Regions from separate parts of the Mus musculus genome. Here region 2 is linked to region 1. Evidence: chromatin loops called from intact Hi-C (ENCODE). Cell type or tissue: heart. All regions are shown on one strand. Each heading gives the region's core, and the rest is flanking DNA. Links, peaks and the distances in the headings are about the cores only. Region 1 holds the start of Gm36723 (a long non-coding RNA gene). Region 2 holds the start of Id2 (inhibitor of DNA binding 2).

What was found. A loop is a pair of places that touch in the nucleus more often than their neighbours do. Peaks named below come from ENCODE experiments on the same cell type or tissue, not always from the same donor. Only the 100,000 strongest peaks of a DNase experiment are listed, where the experiment ranks them.
Region 2: it touches region 1 in a loop (2.6-fold over the local background); 7 of 42 quality-filtered maps call a loop at or near these places.

What each region holds. Positions count from the first base shown.
Region 1 is chr12:25,353,062-25,364,072 of GRCm38, reverse strand. It overlaps Gm36723 (a long non-coding RNA gene), which reads right to left and starts at 8,172. Exons shown (of 12, transcript XR_001780577.2): 1 at 8,085-8,172. In heart, for the core only: CTCF peaks have their summits at 4,720 and 8,645; no DNase peak of the experiment used is centred there.
Region 2 is chr12:25,086,726-25,097,736 of GRCm38, reverse strand. It overlaps Id2 (inhibitor of DNA binding 2), which reads left to right and starts at 1,645. Exons shown (of 3, transcript NM_010496.3): 1 at 1,645-2,074; 2 at 2,363-2,426; 3 at 3,161-3,938. The coding sequence starts at 1,727. The coding sequence ends at 2,419. In heart, for the core only: CTCF peaks have their summits at 1,680, 2,455 and 5,308 (motif pointing left); DNase peaks (open chromatin) are centred at 1,556, 2,966, 4,796 and 5,266; H3K4me3 peaks cover 4,477 bases; H3K27ac peaks cover 5,858 bases.

The DNA of each region.
Region 1 (11,011 bases), core at 903-8,902:
CCTCGAATCAGGAGAGTCTGGGAGTGATGCATCAGGAAAGAAGCTGGCTGCAAACCACGCAGACCATGGGAACATCTGTGACGGTGAAGTGATAGCGCCAGAAAAGGTGGCCCCAGCTGTGCGCGTACTTCTTCCCTCATCCAAATCCTGCTCTCCCACAACACCCACCCCCACATACGCCCACTCTCCTAGACCCTCCTGCTGCATGCTCCCAAGCCAAGTCTGCTTCGTGGTTATCACTCTGGTTTGTACAGGAAAAAAAAATTATTGAAACATGTAAGTATATAATATTATGAAGAAAAACTTCCTTGGCAGCAAGCTTTCTTTTCTCTGTGTAGAAGAGATTTCCATTGAAAGGCTGTTACCCTACCTCCTATTCAAACACTGAGTTCCATATGATCACCCTCACCTACCACCACAGCATTATCACATCTAGGAATGTGGGTCAGGAAGATTCTGAGAAAGCGTTGTTGTGGAGCCAGTGACCATGAGCTCATGTTCCTTTAGCCGAAGGGAAGCATTACCAGCTGGGACACACGTCACCCAGTGTTCTCCTCCCCAGGGGCCTTTCAGCATCTTGTCTCCACCCAATCTGTCTTGATGGAATGCCTTCTTTTTTCTCCAGCAAATTTAATCTCAAAAATGGAACATGTGAGTGGAAAATATACCAAAAATAATAAATATCCCAGCTCATCTGCTGTGGGTGCCATACAGACAGAGAATATATCCAGTTCTCTGCCTCCAGACATGCTTAAAGAACACGCATGCTGATCTTAGGGGCGGCCTTGATCCATATGGGCTCTCATTATCCACCAGGCATCTGCTAGGTGGAGCAGTTTGATGACAGCTTGGATGGCCTCAAAGCCTAGGTGACAAAGACACAGCAGAGAGCCCAGTGTATGGAGACACAACTTTCAGGGGCCAGAACGTAAAGTGTCCATTTCAAAGATGAGCAGAAGTTAGACAGGCAGTTAAACTGAGACCACAGAACCCAAAATGTGTCCATCCAGAGGCCTGGCTACAAGTTTAGCTGTAGGCCCTGGGGCCTTAGATAGTTATCTATTCAGAATGTGGCCAGCAGTCACCATGGCAGGCTGCAAACCCACAACCACCTGCATGCCACACCAGCATCGCCACCTCAACCATCTCTGTACATGACTTCCTGGAAGCTCAAGCCTTGTCTGCCAGATTTGTGAATGTAGTGCCGCATCCTGCAAGGTGGCAGCCATGCTGACAACTATCCCAACAATCATTAGGACGGCCACCCAAGATGGGTTGACCACTGCTCTGCTCCTCTCTCAACTAGAAATAGATAATCCATACAAAGAAAACACAGCAAACCTGTATGTAAAAGAGGAGTCAATCCTTACCTTCACACCAGCCATACCTAAGTCCAATAGCATGGGTCAGAAGTGCTCAAAACTTTGGTCTCTGGATCCTAGTACACTTAAATTCTGAGAAGTCTCAGGAGGAAATATAGGCATGTATGCATGTTCATGTAGGGTGTGTACATGTGTATACAGGTACACAAGCAGATGACTGAATGTATAGATGCTGATGACGACCTTGGGAGTCATTCTTAGGAAGAGCACCACTTCATTTGAGACAGGATCTCTCCTAGTAGTCTGGAATGATGGCTTATAAGCCTCAGGAGTGCTCAGGTCTCTGCCTCCCCAGTACCTTGATTGCAAGTGTGGATCACTGCAGCTGGTATTCTAACATTGGCTCTGAGGATTAAACTCAGGTCTTCATGTTTGCAAAGTAAGAGAATTACTGACTGGGCCATCTCCCCCAGCCTTATGGAGATAATTAATACCATAAAAGAAATGAAAATGGCATAGACTGGAGCCATTAGGTCACTGAGAAAGGAGAGTAAGGGGCTCAAGGTTAAACCAAGCTTCTGGCAGACAAAATGAATATTCTGTGAGGATGGACAAGGTAAAGAAACACGAGGTGCCTAGGCAAGGTTTAGATGCAACTCCGAAAAACAAAAGCCAGTACCTAGTTGAAACCACCTAGGATCATCCTCTTGGAGAGCCCAGCTGATACAGTGTCACCTTGAATAATTTAGAGGGAGAAGGACATTAATAGGTGTGTGCATTCCCTCTGCCATCTGCCCATAGAAGTCAGTAAGACAGAATTAAGGTTGAAAAGCTGACTGAGGCTAGTGGGGATTTTAATGTAGACATGCATCCCAAATTCTGTGTATCTCCCCTGGATCAAGCTATTTCTCGGAAATGGGTTCTTCCAGTTTTCCTGGCTTGCTCCGTTGGCTGCTCAAAGGTGAACAGCCAGGAAATGTTCCTTACTTAGTGGTGGACTACTCCTTACTTAGTGGTCATTGATCCTCTTCACAAAATTGTGCCAATAGCAAACGGGATGACCTTCAATGAGCTTCGGTCAGAAGCTATGGCTTTAAAACCCCAGAATCATAATGAAGAGGCAGAGCTAAACCCCAAATATGGACATCCTTGGACAGAGTTAACATCCCCCAGTGTTGGAATTATAACCCCTCTGTGTGGCCTGAGGGTGCTACATGGTCCTGGGATGCAGATACCATCAAAACATATTTGTGGAATTGTCTGCTAGATACAGATATCATATACAGAATATATACATATATAGCTGGATAGATTGTCTGATTTAAATTGACTTCTCTCTCAATTATATTAAGGCCACAGCAGAGGAAAATTAAAATGGTTGCTATGGTCTCCCAAGGCTAATGAAAAGTTACAAGGGAAGCATTCTGGTGTTCCTTCTCCTTCACATGTTTTATTTACCCACAGCATGATGAGGATGATGGTTGTGATTAGGATGATGGTGATGATGGTGGTGCTGAGGAGGAGGAGGGTCATGAATATATCAGTGATGGTAATGATGGTAGCATTGGTGAGGATGGTGGTGGGGATGATTAATAGATACCATATTGAACTCTTCCATTTGCCAGTCCTCTCCCATACATCCACTCCCTACCTCCTATTTTGTAAAATAAGGCCTCACTAGGTAGGTAGGTTGGCTTTAAACTCACAATCCTCCTGCATCAGCCTTCCAAGTACTGGGGATTATAGGCATGTTCCACCATACCTGGCCAATTGCCAAATCTTATTTCAACATATTTTATGTCCACATGTGCTGCCTGTTGCTAGCTTAGACCTCTTTATAAACTAGCAAACCTAGTTTCATTTCAGAATAAATACGAAGCAGTTTAGCCATAAGAGGACAAAGGGCACTCAAAATCCTAAAATATAAACTACTATCAGAGCATGTTGCCAATACCTTAAGATGAACATTTCCCTGGTTGTGATGACTCATCTCAGTTGTCACTTTAGTGAGATCGAGAAATACCTGGGTGATGGATCTTTTCAAATACCTGAGGAGTAGCATCTTGATTGGGCTCATTGAGGTGGGAAAAGTTGCCCATTGTGGGTGGCACCATTCCCTGTGCTAGGGTCTCTCTGCTTCCTGATTGTGCATCACAGAAACTAGAAAAGCAAACAAGACCCTGACTAGTGTCCAGCAGATTCCACAGGAGAAAAAGGCCAACAGTTCATCTTTAGATAAACTCTTGGGTACTAGAAGCTCTTCAACATAGAGAGAGAGCAAGCTTGAATGCAAGTGAAGTTATATCAGAGAGATTGAAAGTTTGTAAATGAACCAGGTATTCATGCTGGTGACCCTCCCACCATGAGTCAATATTATCGGTGCCAAAGAGAGGAGAGAAGACTGGGACTCCCTAACAACTACCTAACAAGCATTTCTTGAATATTTCTAAACCTAGAAAGAAAACAAATTGGGCCTACAAAAGGGAGACAGAGGGGAAAAGAAAAAGATGATTCATCTTGAAAACCCCCTCAGCCTCCGGTTCCTACCGTGGAGCACTTGCCGCACCCGCGCTGTGATCCACCCAATTATTTTAATGTCATCATTCTTTCTCCTTTTCTCTCTTTGATCCAGAGATTAGCTGAGCATATTCTGTGTTTCCCACATCCTGCCCACATCCTTTTATCTAAATGTCTTCAAGGTCTCACAATGAGGTACCAGCAACTTCTTTAAAACATCTTTGTCTCTTTCTTGGCCAGTCTTTCTGGAAATATCTCTTGTCACTGCAGATGGATTAAGCATTTTCCTCTTTTTGACAAATGTTGGACGTCATGACAGGGGTGGGGTGGGGGGCTTCAGAGCTAAGCAGGCAAAGTGGTCCCTGCCCTCAGGATGCTAGCCTTCTAGTTGAAGAGTCAACTACTAGAGAAGTACACTCAAGCTGTAATGAGGGAGCAACGCACACCCTCTAAGAGCTCACCAAGCATTCTAGGCTTAGTGTAGAATTCCATTCACAGGGTGGTCTAGATCCAGAAAAGTGAGAAAGAACAAGCTATGTGACAGTTTATAGAAAGAACATGCCAGAGGGATTGAAACTACAAAAACATTCTGAGTAAGAGACCACATTGGGCATATTCAAAACATCTTCAGAGTCAAACATGAAAGAACACACAAAAATCTCCAGGATAATCAGGGGTGAAACAGCCTAGCAGCAGATTGCTCAGGGACTCACTCAAGAGCAGAAAGAGAAATTCACACCAAAGCCATGCAGGGAACTATTTTAAGTGATATAGAAATAATCACCTACATTTCAATTATTTGGCCAGTGCTCCTGAGAAACCAACAACCCTATTCCAACTTCTGCCCTTAGTGAAATCAACACCAATGCCATATTGGCTATGTGGAGGTAGAGGGGGCTGTTGGGACATATATTCAAAATTCCTTTTTAAATAGATTTCTGATCCTCACTTTAAAAAAAAATAGCTCTAGGTTCCCACTCAGCTTGGCATATATTAAAAATCTGTTTGGAAGCAAACTGTTTTTTAAAGTACCTTTGGTTTTAATTAGTTTAGCATTTTAATTTTACGAAAGGACAGGAAGCCTCGATAAGAAGTGCCTTCCATTAGTGTGTCTGAGTCTGCACCATGATGCTGCACTGAGACAATTGATGTCATGTTAATTAATAATTATCTGAGGGACACTGCAAATGTGGAAGGCCACTGTGACTCACCCGGATCGCCTTGCGCTCAGTCCGCTTTAAAGTGCTATTAATTCCTGTTACAAATGACAGGATCGTTTAATTTCTTAAATGAGACATTTTTATCACCCATAGGGCCTTTCATCTCAGTGAATTTATGCGTTCTGGTGAGCCCCAAAACCCATTTCTAGTTTTCAAAACACATTTTGCCCCCGTTGTTTTACCTATATTTGATTTGACCCATATGTATAGACTCCATATGAGTCTAGCTGGCCCACTCCAGATCTCCCAAGGTTCTAAATGGCTCATCTTTACATAGGGCTAAGAACAGGAGCAAGCGGGTGTCAAGTCTAAGCTATATGTGTAGATTCCAAAATTGCAACAAATGCAATTGTCTGGAAATGTACTTTGTGTGCAGAAATGACCCGTCATGTCTTTTTAATTACATCTCTATGCTCTCTACCTCTTCCACTACTTAAATGGCAGTAGACACAACAGTTCCCACTGACAGATGATCTTCCCACCATGCACCATGCTGCCTGATGTGTTCACATTACTGACTATCACTTGGGACAACTGATGGCTTCAAGTCATTAAGAGTTTTAGTCCTTGCTAGTGTATGCAATGGTGTCATCGCTTGGAGGCTAATTATGGGATGGATCCCTGGATATGGCAGTCTCTAGATGGACCATCCTTTTGTCTCAGCTCCAAACTTTGTCTCTGTAACTCCTTCCATGGGTGATTGTTTCCAATTCTAAGAGTGAGCAAAGTGTCCACACTTTGGTCTTCGTTCTTCTTCAGTTTCATATGTTTTACATATTGTACCTTATATCTCGCTATACTAAGTTTCTGGGTTAATATCCACTTATCAGTGAGTACATTTCATTTGAGTTCTTTTGTGATTGGGTTACCTCACTCAGGATGACACCATTGCATACACTAGCAAGCCTTTGTTGCAAGGACAGTGATATAGCTGTCCCTTGTGAAACTAGGCCGGGGCCTAGCAAACACAGAAGTGGATGCTCACAGTCAACTATTGGATGGATCACAGGGCTCCCAATGGAGGAGCTAGAGAAAGTACCCAAGGAGCTAAAGGGATCTGCAACCCTATCGGAGGAACAACATTATGAACTAACCAGTACCCCAGAGCTCTTGACTCTAGCTGCATATGTATCAAAAGATGGCCTAGTCGGCCATCACTGGAAAGAGAGGCCCATTGGTCAGGCAAAAGTTATATGCCCCAGTACAGGGGAATGCCAGGGCCAAAAAATGGGAATGGGTGGGTAGGGGAGTTGGGGGGGGGGGCTTTTGGGATAGCATTGGAAATGTAATTGAAGAAAATACGTAATTAAAAAAAAAGAGAGAGAGAGAGTTTTAGTCCATGAGAAAGGGCCCAAAGCTTTAGCTGGGGAAGATTAAGACTCCAAAGTGTGACAAGGTACAGAAAGTGCACTGTTAGTGGTGAATTAAAGGGCCACACAGCTTTTGGCCCTTCTTTCATGGACAGCTGGGTTCTGTTGCCCTTCCATTGGATATGGCCAATCTACAGCTGTTTTGAAAATCAAAGAATTAGGAAACTCACTCCAGAAAATTCTTGGCAGAGAAAGAAAGAAAGAAAGAAAGAAAGAAAGAAAGAAAGAAAGAAAGAAAGAAAGAAAGAAAGAGAGAGAGAGAGAGAGAGAGAGAGAGAGAGACAGAGACAGAGACAGAGACAGAGACAGAGACAGAGACAGAGACAGAGAGACAGAGACAGAGAGACAGAGAGAGACAGAGAGAGAGAGAGAGAGAGAGAGAGAAAGAAAGAACAAAAAACACCACTCCACTCAATGTGAGTTCATATCAATAACCGATATTTCTGAGAGTATATGTCCCATGTAATGTTTGAGACACAGTGAACTAGGTCCCTTCCAAATTTATCTGATGTCCCAGAGCTAACCCAGCTCCCAAGTCAGCCATCAGAAGAGCTGTAAGTATGGACCATGGTTCCAGCATTCCTGGTTGGCATATGAGATATCTCAGCTGCCTTGATAGAGAGTCTGCTTTGAGAAGACCCAAGAGGATGTGGAAGTAGGATGGTTTGCTGAGTCAGCCCATCCTGTTGGGGCTTTCAGCTTGTGAAGCAAATCACCTCAAGTGGTCCAAGAATATCAGCCACAGGAGAAAGGCTGCTGAGCTCTCTCTGGCCATCCAAGATGATCTCAGTGAAGCCCTGCCTGGAATTCTGACCGCAAAACCATTCATTATCTATCAGCCAACGCTTACCAAGCACAGTCATTCCCTGGTGTGTGTGTGTGGGGGGGGGGGGGACAAGGTCATTATGGAACTAAACAGAAATAAGGAAGATAAGAAAACCCAAGTCAAAGCTGAGGGCCACAAGTCATGAAGACCTCAGCTGCCTTCAGGCAGTGGAAAACACACAGCTAATGATGCCACATCAATTTTTAAATTAAAGGGTTTAATTGATCTGAGCTCAGCTCTTTAGCTTTTTGAACAGAGGAAGCTGTTCATTCTAAGATGCAGTCTCTAGAAAACACCTGGAAACACATAAATAAATAAACAAAAACAAAAAAAAAACAAACTAACTCTAAGGAACACCTTCAGTCTTCATTGTTATGAGTCTTCTTTTACTTTTCTCAAAAGCAATTCAGAACAGCTTGCTTACAAGGCTGCAGCAGCTGCTGGTCCATTTGCTTATTAATGATTTGGGCAAAATCAGTGTAGACAATCCGGTGCTAACCTGTTTACAATTATCAGTTCTTTCATTGTCACAGATCTTAAAAATTATAGACAATTCTGGAATTTGTACTCATTATTAGTTGGGAAGCAGACACTTGGAATATTTCAGTCATTATTTTATCTATCACATCCAAGCAAGAAACCTAGATGTCCCCTCCTTGTTCCTCGGTGACCAGTAGATGTAGACCAGACCTTACCTTCTTCCAGCCTCCAGTCTACTCTCCCCACTGGGATGCAGGACCCTGACAGCACCCTCCTTGCATCTTGTCACCATCTTTGGTCCCTGAGGTCCAGTGAACAACTTTTCCAATCCTAACCCTTAGCATCTTACCATGTCTGGGTTATTCTGTGTATTGCTGTTTTCACTACTTGACAAAATCAACCTACAAGAAAGAAAAAGATTGGCTCAGCAGTGGAAGGTCTAGTCTATCATGACCGAGATGGACCATGAGGAAGCTGGTCATATACACAGGAAGCAGAGAGAGATAGAGTGTGGTAGCCAGTTCACTTTCCCCTTTCTATGGGAGAGACTCCAGCCCATGTCATGATGCTACCCAAATCAGATTAACCTTCCCTCCTCAAATCACCCTCTCTGGATATGCCCTCACAGATGTACCCAGAGGTGTGTCTCCTAGGTGATTCTAAATCCAGTCACGTTGACAATGAAGATGAACCACCACACTTAGCATCCAAAGGGACTTGGTGGTTGTAACTAAATTAAGCATCCTACAGGACAGTTTATCCTCACTTACATGATTAGACCTTGAGTCAATGTGAGGGTTTGGGAAGGATGCAGCAGAATTCAGGGAATGGCAGGCAACAGAGGAAGAGCCTGAAACAATGGGACATGCTGAAGACTATGGAAGGTACTGTGAGCCGAGGGACTCAGAGGCCTCCAAGAGGAAAGGAAAGGAAGTGCATGAGCCCTGCCTTCCCTTAGACTGTAGGTGCCTGTCCCCTGGTCATAATGGATATGAAAGCTGCCCTGTAAGCCACTGAGTGGGACTCACTTGTTACCACTGTGATGTCAGGCTAAGACACTCATACCTCCCATGATTAGGCCAATCCACATGGAATATGGGATACAGTGGGCTCACCCTAGTAATGCCAGCACTTGGGTGGTTTCAGAAAGAGGATTGCCTCCAATTCTAGCTCAAGTTCTGGCTACAGAGTCAGAACCTGTCTCAAAATAAAAATAAAAAATAAAATGAAACCAAAGATGCACACTTTTTGATACCCCTCCAAGATAGAAGGTAGGTTATTGTTTTATAAAAGGCTCCCACTGAGCACAGGCATGGAACTGGGTTCACTGAACCAAGTCCAGATACTCTGGTTCACCATGCCCTTCCTCCTTGTCCTGCCCAGATCCCTTGCCTGATAAACCCCAGCCCATGGTACCTTCCTCTTGAGATGGAATGATAATGTGTCACTAAGGGTACCTTCCAACTTTTAGCTTTACAGACATAAGACAGAGAGGTTGAATAATTTGCCAAGATCACACAGCCAGTGGTGAACAATTGGAGTTACTCCCTAAGGAGTATGACTGAAGCCAAGTTCAGTACTCCAAGTTGCTTCCTCTTGCTTTCAGGAGCAGGGGAAAGAGATCTCAGAGTAAGGGAAAAGGCTTTCTAGAAGACTCTGCATGCTTCACCACAGTGGAAACAATGGAGCTGCTGTATGTCACCCAGTTATTTCTAGTATTCAATTTATTCTCACTCAAAATCTTCCGGGCATGGGCTGGAGGGACAGTTCAGTGGGTAAAGTGCTTGCTGCCCAACGTGGGCCTGAGGGCAGATCCTGAGCACCCCTGTAAAGAGCCAGCTGTGGCAGTGTGCATCTGAAACTCCAGCCCTGGGAGGCAGACACAGGTAGATCTGGAGCTTGCTGGATCGCCATTTGGCCAAAAGGGCTAGCTCAGTGAGAGACCATGTTACAGAATACAGTGAAGAGGCTCATGGAGGCATTCAAACCAACCTCCACACATGCTGCCATGAACAAACATACATGTATGAACACAAACAGAGAGAGAGAGATAGAGAGAGACAGAGAGACAGAGAGACAGAGAGACAGAGAGACAGAGAGACAGAGAGACAGAGACAGAAACAGAGATAAATAGAGATCCGGAGGACAGATGATACAATAGTCAGAGACAGATAGAGCAGACTCTTCTTTCAATAGAAACCAAACCTTGCTATATGCTTTTTCCTTTTTTTAATTAGATATTTTCTTTATTTACATTTCAAATGTTATCCCCTTTCCTGGTTTCCTCTCCAAAAACCCCCTATTCCTATCATCGATATCTTCGAACATGAGCCTGGCTACTTCTGCCAACTCACCCCGTGCCTTTCCACTACTCTGAACAGGGAGAAACTGCAAGAGACACTGGGACACAATGGCGACAGCAGCTGACAGTAAGAAGGAGGACTCTTGACTGGCAGATTTGGGGTTGCTGCAGATTCTAATTCTCCTGAGGCTAGGCTACTTTATCTTTGCAGAGCTGGGATTGGAGGTGACATTCACTGTCACCTGGGTACTCCTGATGGGCAGGGATTAAAATGTAGTCCCTCTGCCATCTAGATCCCTCACAGCTTCCCCGCTTTGAGACCACTACTGACTCCATCCCGAGGCACAGCTCGCTCTGTGATGCTGGCACAGTGGCCATTGTTCTTTCCTTTGGTCTGCACGAGCATTCCTGTGGGGACATAATTTAGCCGGACATATTAAATCATGTCATCGCAGTCACGGGCTCAATGAATTATTGATCAATGGCTGTGAAATCAAAGTGCATCTGTGGAATTACATTTGGAGGCCAGGATCTCTTTACAGTTAAGTTTATTCTAGAAGGTCTAGACTAAACCAAGCGTGAACGGGGTTCACTTCTCCAGCCTTCGAATCTTAGTCTCCTAAGTATCTAGGTGTTGACTTTGAAGGAGCCACGCCAAATCTAAAGAAGAATCAAATGCTAGGATGATTTTCAATCCCAGTAACTGCTTTGTGTTTTCAGTCAAGATACAAAATTAGATTTTCTACCTATGGGCTACCCCAAGCCACTGTTTCCAGAGTGGCCCTCTGTCCATTCAAATTTACTGAACAATGCTATGGGAAGACACTGAACCCAAGTGATGCCCTTCATGGATTAGGCTGGGTTTCTTTGTGGCTTATCCTGCCTCTTGTATACAGTACCGTTGAATCATGTTGGTCCTGTGACACTGACACCCTTATTAACCACATTTCACAGAAGAGAAATAAAAGAAAGAT
Region 2 (11,011 bases), core at 1,106-9,105, 270 kb after region 1:
AGAGATGTTTGTTTACATTGGCTATTATTGTAAAATACTCAGAGTATAACATCATGAACCAAAAGTGTCAAAACAAAATCTGTTCCGCTGTGGCACGTATGTGACAGAAACACATGCACACAAAGTACATCAAGAGGCTCGAACTGTTGGGGGGGGGGGGGACTCAGATAGTAAATCACTTCCAGGCTTAATAACAGAGGCGAGTCGTCAATCGAACACTGTCGCTGAGTCGCAGGAGGCATTGCAAGCCTTGCCTTGCGCAGATTTTCCTGCAGGGCAGAGTCCTTCTGCAGTCTCCAAACTGAGATGGACGGATTTTACCGCCTCTACATCACCGGACTCTGCCTCCTTAGAGAGAAGCCCTGGGGCACATGGCTGTCACGTGGAGGTCAGAGACCGCCTGGCCCACCAGCTGAGGAATTAATCATTAATTGAAGGGAAAATACTGTTTCTCCACACAGAGCTTTGCCTGGATTCTGCATTCTTCCTCTTTATTGCATTCAGAGGATGTGGGGGATTCAGACCAAAAACCCTTTCTTGGGCTTAACATAAATATTTTTTTTCCTTTAATACACGACTAATATATGGTAGTCTTCAGCAAAACAAGAATTCAGAATTAAAGCATTGGAGTCAAGAGCTCTAAACTTTTTCAAAATGTGGCTGCATCTAGGAAGGGTGCTGAAAGATTCCAAACCTCGTACGTAACAGAATTTTCTTTTAAAAACAGCGATAAGCTGTCAGTCAATAGCTAGGACCACCTACCTGACAAAGAGCTTCCCAAGAGCTCTAAGTGTTGGAATGTGACACCAGAAATCACGATTTGTGCATAATTAATCGCATCACTTTGCCACCTACACTGAAGGGCACAGACCAAGGGCAGTGTATGTAAATGTAGTTCCAGTGTGCAAACCCCACTAATGACCTTCGATTAATGGAGTCATTATAGTAACCCTGCCTCATTCTTGGGGGTGGGGGGAGTTCCGAATGCACCGGGTCCCTCGGGGCTCCTCTGCGGTCTGAGGGAGACCGCACAGTGTTCCTACAATTCGTGTCACTGAGTTTCCGAGAAGGCCTCCCGCGTTGCTCCAAGTTGCAAAGCTTCACGCTAAACCTGTCGTGGACGTGTATGTGGGTAGGTTCCCCCCCCCTCCCCAAATAGCTTTCCTTTATCTTAAAAGAAGGAACACTACAAATGTGACTTCCCAAAAGCGCGCTTCTTTTCCCTTCTGCCACGGTCGCTGTCTTCCCTAACGCTAGCGACCTGTGACTTCCCGTCTGCTGTGCGGAGAGAGTGGGGCTGCTGGAAGTCCTGGGGGCGGGTATAGCTAGCTCCGGGCACACCCCCGGGGCAGGGGTCCTGCCAGCTCTGGGAATTGGAATAAGGCGGGCACAATTGCACACTCAGGCCCCCTGGGCGCCCAGCGCACACTGTACTCAATTTGCCACCCCAGCTGGGCTCTCGCCCGCTCCTCCCACCCTACAGGCATTGGCTGCGAACGCGGAAGAACCGAGAGCTCATACTCACCAATGGGAGAATTCGCCTGGTATGATGGACGGGAGCCCTTCCACCAATGGCAATTCAGGGATGCCCGATTGAGCGGCCAGGGCGAGTGCACATAAAAGACGCCCCGCCCGGCTCGCGCTTCATTCTGAACCGAGCCTGGTGCCGCGCAGTCAGCTCAGCCCCCTGTGGCGGCTCCCTCCCGGTCTTCCTCCTACGAGCAGCATGAAAGCCTTCAGTCCGGTGAGGTCCGTTAGGAAAAACAGCCTGTCGGACCACAGCTTGGGCATCTCCCGGAGCAAAACCCCGGTGGACGACCCGATGAGTCTGCTCTACAACATGAACGACTGCTACTCCAAGCTCAAGGAACTGGTGCCCAGCATCCCCCAGAACAAGAAGGTGACCAAGATGGAAATCCTGCAGCACGTCATCGATTACATCTTGGACCTGCAGATCGCCCTGGACTCGCATCCCACTATCGTCAGCCTGCATCACCAGAGACCTGGACAGAACCAGGCGTCCAGGACGCCGCTGACCACCCTGAACACGGACATCAGCATCCTGTCCTTGCAGGTGAGACTAGCTTGCAAGTACGCCACTGCCCAGACGCTCCGGGTCTCCCGAGCTGTCACTCTTAAAGCCCATCGTAGAGACAGGTTCATTAACTTTATTTTTGAGGAAACTGTATATTGAGCGTCATGTGAAATCGCTACTTATAAGTTCTGTGTGGGTTGCATCTGGATCTGCGCTGTAGCATGATCCTGTTTCATGGGACTTGTTGGCACTTTTGTGAAAGGAGGAGGGGGGCTACCTTCCTTTAAGATTACCTAATATCCTGCCTTTTATCCTCTTTCTCCCCAGGCATCTGAATTCCCTTCTGAGCTTATGTCGAATGATAGCAAAGTACTCTGTGGCTAAATAAATGGTGAGTGTTGCGGGTGCCTCCTGTGTGCGCGTTTCGGTAATGTGCTTGTGTGTCTGTTAAATGTTTGGTTTGGTAAATGCATGCTTACTTCACTGTGTTACGGGTGCCGCTTGACTTACCACATAGGCATGAAGGGGCTTGTAGCTGTGGTTGCTCAGGACTACAGAACAGTTGCCTTTACAAAAACAGAAAAGAAAGAAAAAAAAGAAAGAAAAGAAATGCCAGTAACTTACTATGAAGGTGTCAGGACCAAGTGTGGCTGACTTTTATGAGCCCAGTGGCGGTACACTGAGGTGGTAACCTCAGCTGTAATTAATCTTATCGCCACAAATTCCATAGTGATTCTCTTTTCCCAAAACTGTAGTCCTCTGAGATTTCTCTGGCTAGCTGAAGACGGCTACCCCGAGCCTTACCCCTGTGCTCTGGGATCCAGATTTCCATATCTGTTAACTAAAGGGCTGTTTTCAATCAAATAATTGTTACAAGAAGCAGACTGGCGCCTGTGAGCGGGCTGTTAGAGATCCAAATAGGAGACTGGGTTTGGGAAGTTTTCCCCTGGAGTCTCCGCTATTTTCATGTTTAATTTGTGCTGCTGGGGCCGGGTATGTGTGCCGCATCTGGACGCCAGGGTTTGGTTAAATGCTCAAACTGTGGCTTCCTCGGCGCCAGGCTCGCCCGCCTCTGCCCTTAGGTTACATTCTCCTAAACTGCCTTTCTCTCCCAATCTTTTGCAGGCATTTGGGGACTTTTTTTTTTCTTTTTACTTTCTCTTTTTCTTTTGCACAAGAAGAAGTCTACAAGATCTTTTAAGACTTTTGTTATCAGCCATTTCACCAGGAGAACACGTTGAATGGACCTTTTTAAAAAGAAAGCGGAAGGAAAACTAAGGATGATCGTCTTGCCCAGGTGTCGTTCTCCGGCCTGGACTGTGATACCGTTATTTATGAGAGACTTTCAGTGCCCTTTCTACAGTTGGAAGGTTTTCTTTATATACTATTCCCACCATGGGGAGCGAAAACGTTAAAAAAAAAAGAAAAAAATCACAAGGAATTGCCCAATGTAAGCAGACTTTGCCTTTTCACAAAGGTGGAGCGTGAATACCAGAAGGACCCAGTATTCGGTTACTTAAATGAAGTCTTCGGTCAGAAATGGCCTTTTTGACACGAGCCTACTGAATGCTGTGTATATATTTATATATAAATATATATATATTGAGTGAACCTTGTGGACTCTTTAATTAGAGTTTTCTTGTATAGTGGCAGAAATAACCTATTTCTGCATTAAAATGTAATGACGTACTTATGCTAAACTTTTTATAAAAGTTTAGTTGTAAACTTAACCCTTTTATACAAAATAAATCAAGTGTGTTTATTGAATGTTGATTGCTTGCTTTATTTCAGACAACCAGTGCTTTGATTTTTTTTATGCTATGTTATAACTGAACCCAAATAAATACCAGTTCAAATTTATGTAGACTGTATTAAGATTATAATAAAATGTGTCTGACATCAATGCCGGGATTCTGAATGGTTTTTGAGGTGTCTTGTGTTTGCTTGGGGCACCTCCTTCTGTTCTCTCACCCCCTCTATCACATGTGTGTCCCGTGGCGGCCCAGTAGACTGAAACATTGTTGCCATTAGGAGGGATGGGGACTGGAAACGCAACACACCTAGCAGTGTGGCTCTGTGCCTGTGCATTGGGACTAGATTTTAAACGGGACTGTAGAAGACTCCCCTTGAGTTCCTAGGTGTGCCCTCTAGAAAGACACCTTTGGAGCAGAGAGAAAAGGGGCTTTGGCTGTCACTGGTCACCCCTGGGGGTTACGCTTTTAAACCTGGCCACGAACTCCAGAAGTCCTTCGTCTCCTCCACCTGTGGCTCACCCAGGCCTGCCTGGGCCAGCTGCTCTCCCAGTTCTGTGGCTATTAAGTGCTCTTCACCCTTGACTGCACTCTGGACCTCAAGGAACGGAGGGAAGGTGCGAGAAAAGCCCCTCCCACTCACCAAAAAAAAAGGTATCACCAACATTTCCATCCAACTCAGAGCCTTGAGGACACCGGGCCGCTAATTTGAATATGCATTCAATAGGTGCTTAGATTTAGTTCCCAAGTTGCAAGTGACTTGGTTGGGAAGGGGTGGTTCTGGAAAGTAGTCCAGGGAAGACAGGCACAGCCTAGAGAAAGGATGGGACAAGAGGTACGAGTATGTGAGTCGCACCTGGTGCCACTTTCTAGGCCAAGCAGGTGTTTGGGTGGCGCCTGCTAGTCTGCCTTGGCTGCGGTGTTTCCTCTCCCCTGACACCGAATCCATCCTGGTGAATGGAGGAGGGGCAGCTTCGGTTCCGGTGGTCCCCGCCTCCTTCCTGCAGGGCGGGGTTGTCCCTAATGAATATACCCGGGATGCACGCTTTGCCCATTACACCTGGGTTGGAGACTGCGCGAGCGAGAGCCCTTGGCAGCCGCCCAATACACTAGTCACCTGTTGCCTACTATAGCCCCTGCATGCACACCGGGCCAACCCAGGTGCGCTCTGCCATCCCACCCACCCTCACCCTTCTGCCCCGCCACACACACACGCACACACACACACACGCACACAAAGCGGGAGAGAAGTATGAGAGAACAAGTTGCTGCCCCAACCCTGCCTGTCCTCAGCTTCACGTCTGCCGGATCTCATTCTCCCCTCGGATGGCTTTGGGGATTTGACCCTGAAGTACAATTGTGCCATCGGAACTGCAGGCCCCTTCGGAGCACCTGTAGGGTCGCTGGACAACCAGCGACACGTGAATGACTTCTAATCAGCCTCAGCCTGGGGGAAAGTGGCTCCTTTGGAGGGGACTTCTAACTGCAGCTGGTCGCGCCGTGGAGGCCGAGCGCCACCTTCTGGCAAATATGAGGATCGCCGCTGGCCTACGGTTCTGCTGTACACAGGCATGGATGCAGGGAGCCGGTGGCCAGCAGCGTTATCCTGACCAAGCCTTCTGAAAATGATTGATGTCATCCCTAAAGACTGCCGCTAGCACGAATATATAAATCCGCTCCACCTCTTTACTGCGTACAACCTATTTGCCAATTAGCATCTTACTAGTTATGCTATCTCCCGCCTACCAGTTTGTGACTGGAAAAATGACTGCACAGTTGTTAGGTCAGAAAGTTTGGCAGCATGCTTCCGCACTTCTGTCCCTAACTTTTTTTTTTCCTTAATTGCTTCATGCCTTTTAACCAGAGCCCCAAGTGTTACTTTATCTCAGTGGTTTTCAACCTGTGGGTCGTGACCTCTTTGGGGTTGAATGACCCTTTCATGAAGTCATATCTTAAATATCCTGCAGATCGGATATTTGCATTATGATTCACAACAGTAGCAAAATTACACTCATGAAGCAGCAACAAGAACAATTTTATGATTGGGGGTTACTACAACGTGAGGAACTGCATAAAAGGGTTGCAACACTGGTAAGGTTACGGACCGCTGCTTTATCGGAATGAAAAATGAACAAAGCCTCCTTACGCGAGACCTTAATGCCAGGTTTGGTTTTTTTTTTCTTCCTCTAAATAAGATGTAGGTCTAGAGGGTTTGTGCACATTTTATCAGTTTCAAAAATTCTTTCAGCTTCTAAATTTGAGTAATTTGAGATTTTTTTAGAAAAAGATTTATTTATTGTACATATGAGTGCACTGTAGCTGTCTTCAGACACACCAGAAACGGGCATCAGATCCCATTACAGATAGTTGTGAGCCACCATGTGGTTGCTGGGAATTGAACTCAAGACCTCTGGTTGAGCAGTCAGTGCTCTTAGCTGCTGAGCCATCTCTCCAGCCTGAATTTTGAGATTTTTAAAATCATAACATTGAGGCAAATTTAAACATTCTCATGCTTCATTTGCTGATATTTTTCACCATGTAAGTTTTAAGTTTCCTTACATTGGTTTATTTATAGTGCTAGTTATCAGACCCAAGGCCTTGATAATACACGGCCGGCACGCACCACCAAGCTACACCCCCAGCCCTTGACCTTACTCTTCTCAGAACGCTTTCTCTGTTCCATTAACAAGCTGTGGTTTCTAAGATAACTCCGTCTCCAGCACGATGCTGGGTTTGTTTCTTTAGTCTGTGGTGATGTCTACTACAGATTCTGCTAATGCAGTACCTTCTTTGTAATTTTGAGAAATAAAGAACTTTTTTTTTTCTCTGCACTGCCCTGCACTTAGAATAATAGTCACACTGGTGTCAAACGATACTGTAGGTTAGTTTGTTCCCAGTGCCCAGTGCTGTCTTAAGATCCTTAAGAGACAGGCAGATGTGTGTCCCTCCATAGTACAGAAGCTGGTCCATACACACTGGTGCAGTCAGTGGACAAACCACTTTAGTCTCTCCGTGCTCCCTGTTGGGAAAGGGCTTCCAGGTTAGAATCTAACAGCAATGACTGTATTATTCTTGCTAGTGAAAAGCTGATATAGAAATTCTTAAATTCAATGATCCTCTGCCCCAGAACTCCTCAGCCTGATTCCCCATGTGTCCTTTAAAGTTCTGATCACAGCCGGGCGTGGTGGCGCAGCACTCCGGAGGCAGAGGCAGGTGGATTTCTGAGTTGGACACCAGCCTGGTCTACAAAGTGAGTTCCAGGACAGCCAGGGCTATACAGAGAAACCCTGTCTCGAAAAAAAACAAAAATAAAAATAAAAAAAGCAATAAATAAATAAGTAAAGTTCTGATCACTTGCTGTTAGAAAGGGGGCTCCAGGCTTGGGTGTCCTCTGGCATTAGACCTACCTGGCACTGCTATTCAAGCAGAACAATGGTGATGGCCTATAGAGGACCTTGGTCTGAAGTCTGAATTAAGCAGAACAATCCAACTGGTATCTAGGTGAGCCTGGAGGTTGTCCTATATAAAACGGGAAGAGGCCAAAAGACCCTGGCCTGAGATCCCAATCAGCCCTGCCTTCTGCCACCCAGGCTGCCCACAGGCTTCCAGGTGGTATAACCCCTGCCCGTGACTGCCTGGGTGATAATCCTGTAAGTAAATAACTGTCATAAATTCATTGGCTCAGCTTTATGGGATCCTTCCTCTGTCTGTGAGTCTTTACATCTCCCCAGGAAGATGAGGACATGGCAAGGACCCTGTAAGCAATGGCAGCAAGATGATCAAAGAAGCCTGGAGGTGGTCACTGTGTTTAGTGAAGTGGGCCCATGAGAAAAACAGGCCAAGACTGCAGGAGGGTGGAGCTTTTCTAAGGGCACATGCTCTCTCTCTCTCTCTCTCTCTCTCTCTCTCTCTCTCTCTCTCTCTCTCTCTCTCCCTCTCTTCCTCTCTTCCTCTCTCTCTCATACACACACACACACACATACACACGGGCATAAACATACACAGACACATACTATGGGGGTGGGAGGAGAGGTGAAGGGAGGAGGGAGGAAGGGAGAGAAGGAGGGAGAACAGCGGCAGTAAGCAATGTGCATATACTTGGGCCAGCCCCAGGTAAGGTGACTCCTGTAAACAAACTGGGACTTTGGCCAATTAAAAACAAGATGTGGCAAACTGGGGGAGCAGATTGGATCAAACCATAAAGTAGAATGGATCTGTAATATACCAGTAAAATAGCCCAGGTACCTGGGGTAGCTCCTCTTAGAAGAATGTGTCTGCCCCTCCCTGTAGGATACCCCCAGAGAGGCCCCTAGGGTGAGTAATTTGGAGTCAGGCATTTCCTGGTAGGAGAGATAAATGAGGCAGCAGTACTGGGCACTAGCTCTGTGAGGTTACTGTCCTTGGAGTGACCCGTCAGGGGAAGTCCCTATTTGCCATCTGTTGAACTTAGGCCCTGGTTCTTCTTCCCAGCCCCATGCTCCCAGAAATAAGACTCAGACTCAAAATATATTTACAAACACCTTGGCCATGTAGCCTGGTTCTTCTCTGACTAGATAGAACTTAAAATATCCTGTTTATTCTAGCCTACATTCTGCTACACGGCTGGTTACCTGTGCTTAGTTACCAAGCATCTGTCTTTATCACATCTTCCCAGGTGATCTCCCAGAATTCCTTCTCCTCCAAGATGCCCCACCTTCTATTTCCTGCCTAAGCCGTAGGCCATGGGCTTTCTAATTGATAAGTAATGCATCCATACGATACACAACTCAGTCTCTCTACAGTCATCCCATGATGTACGTGTGATGGACCATACATGTGCTTAAGACGAAAGGCGGCACGTGCCCAATGCAGGAACAGCTCATCTGTCAATCAAGCTAAGAATCCTAACCCCACTCCTCACCCTGAGGACCAGCTCCTCCCTCCGCCTAAACTCATTAAAAAACAAAACAATGGGGGCTGGCGAGATGGCTCAGCGAGTAAGAGCACTGACTGTTCTTCCAAAGGTCCTGAGTTCAAATCCCAGCAACCATATGGTGGCTCACAACCATCTGTAATAGGATCTGATGCCCTCTTCTGGTGTGTCTGAAGTCAGTTACAGTGTATTTATGTATAATAAATAAATCTTAAAAAAAAACAAAAACAAAAAACAAGCTCTGTGCTTACTCAAGCCAACTTCCGACCTTTGCGCTGTATTCTATGCTCAACTCTTTTTCTAAAAGCACACCTGACCGTGGTCACTGTGTGACGTGTCCCTTTGTTTTAGATACTAAAGAACCTGGGATTCATGCCCATCTCAACATGGGAATGAGGTTTCTTTTCAAATTCACAACCAGACTGCCCTGATCTAGAGTAGAGAGTCATATACAGACCCACTTACTATAGCAATGTTAATGCTAAGAAGAGTTCATTAAGATGGAAGTAAGATTCTAGCCAGCGACACCCTGAGGACCCGACTGACAAAAGCGGAGTTTGTTTTGTTTTGTTTTGTTTTGTTTTGTTTTGCTTTTGTAGAGAAAATGCACAGGATTTCTCATCTAACGGCTTCGTGAAAGATAGTTATAATCAAAAAAGATACAACCAGCACTGGAAACGATTTACTGTGTAGGATATACAGCACACACAGCAAAGGGGGAAATCAATGTAGAGAATCTAAACTACGAACAGAAAAGTGATCAGGAAAAAAATACACTGGTTGAAAATGTAAGAAAACCACAAAGTGCTACATAAAGACAGAAAGAGATCAAAATGAATAAAATACAAGTAATATGGTCACTGTGGGTGAAAATAAAAAAAAAAAAGAAACCCAAGGAAGGAAAGGAGATGAGTGCTCCTGGGTGTGGTGGAAGAAAAACGTTTATTGTAGATGTGTGGGAGAGCAGAGCCAGAAGCAGGGACATCTGGGAGAGTCCAGAGTGGACATGGGCAGATAGGGCTGGACTATGGGGTGGGGGGGGGGGAGGTACAGCAGCCAAGACAGGCAAAGGAACAAAAAGCACAAGGAACCAAAACGGCTGGATTATGTGGGGAAGGGCACATAGTCCCTGGGCAGCAGAAGTTTAGGGTGGGGTGGCAGGGTTTGCCAGCCATACTCTAACAGACGGGGACTGAGGGATGCTGGAATTACCTCCAGACCAGGTCCGATCTGATATATAAATAGGCACCTCAGCCTTTGGTCCCAGGGTTTGAGACTTAACACGCTGAAATTTAAAACTATGTACAGGTTAAAATCCAGGTTCGGAACTCCTGAAGAAAGGAGAGATGCGAGGAAGAGAGGCCTGAGGAACCTGCACAGGGAAAGAAAAATATCGAAAGCGAGGCGCAAGTACCCCGTGAGGAGGGCTTGGCTGACGGCTGCAGCTATGAAAATCGTTCATCCCAGCCAGTAACTCAACATGAGGCATGCCCGGCCTTAACCAAGGTAATAGTTTATCCATCCAACTGTGCAGTAACAAATACTCATAGAAAGCAAACACAGCTTATTTCATAGGCTAAGAATGCTCCGCTCCATAGCTGCTGCTAGCCTTGGGTTCCACAGGCCTGGCACCTCCAGGATGCTGGGATCTGCCCTGCAGCCGAGACTACATAGTCACCAACAGACTTGGTGCCTCTCTTCAGGAACTCTGATCCTGCCACATGGCACTGAGCTCCAGCTTCTCTCCACGGCCCCTCAATCCCCAGCTTCCTTCCACGCTGCCCAGACCACCCTGTGGGAGAGTCCACACATTACCAAGTTTGGCTGCCAGCTTGGGATGCACCACAGCTCTGTGCACTGACCCTGTGGAAATTCTTGCCAGATTTTTTTTTACCTCAGTGATGCTGGTCTCTTATTAACCACAGCTGATTCTTTGGCTCCAGCTAACGAACATCAGTTGTCCAATAAAGCAAAGGTTTCACTTCCAAGATTCTAAATCCAAAACACCAACAGCCCGGATGAAGTTTTTGCCTCCCTCTGAAACTTCACAAGCCAGGGCTCCATGTCTGTGCCTCTCAGCATGCTTATCTGTTGAGCGCCCTTAACAGCTCATTAAACTCTGAGTACTCAACAGGGATTTATTCAGCTTGCTTTTCCTCCCCTTCCCCTTCCCCTTCCCCTTCCCCTTTCCCTTCCCCTTCCCCTTCCCCTTCCCCTTTCCCTTCCCCTTCCCTTTCCCCTTCCCCTTCCTCTACTTCTTCTTCCCCTTCCTCCTCCTCTTCTTCTTCCTCCTCCTCCTCCTCTTCCTCCTCC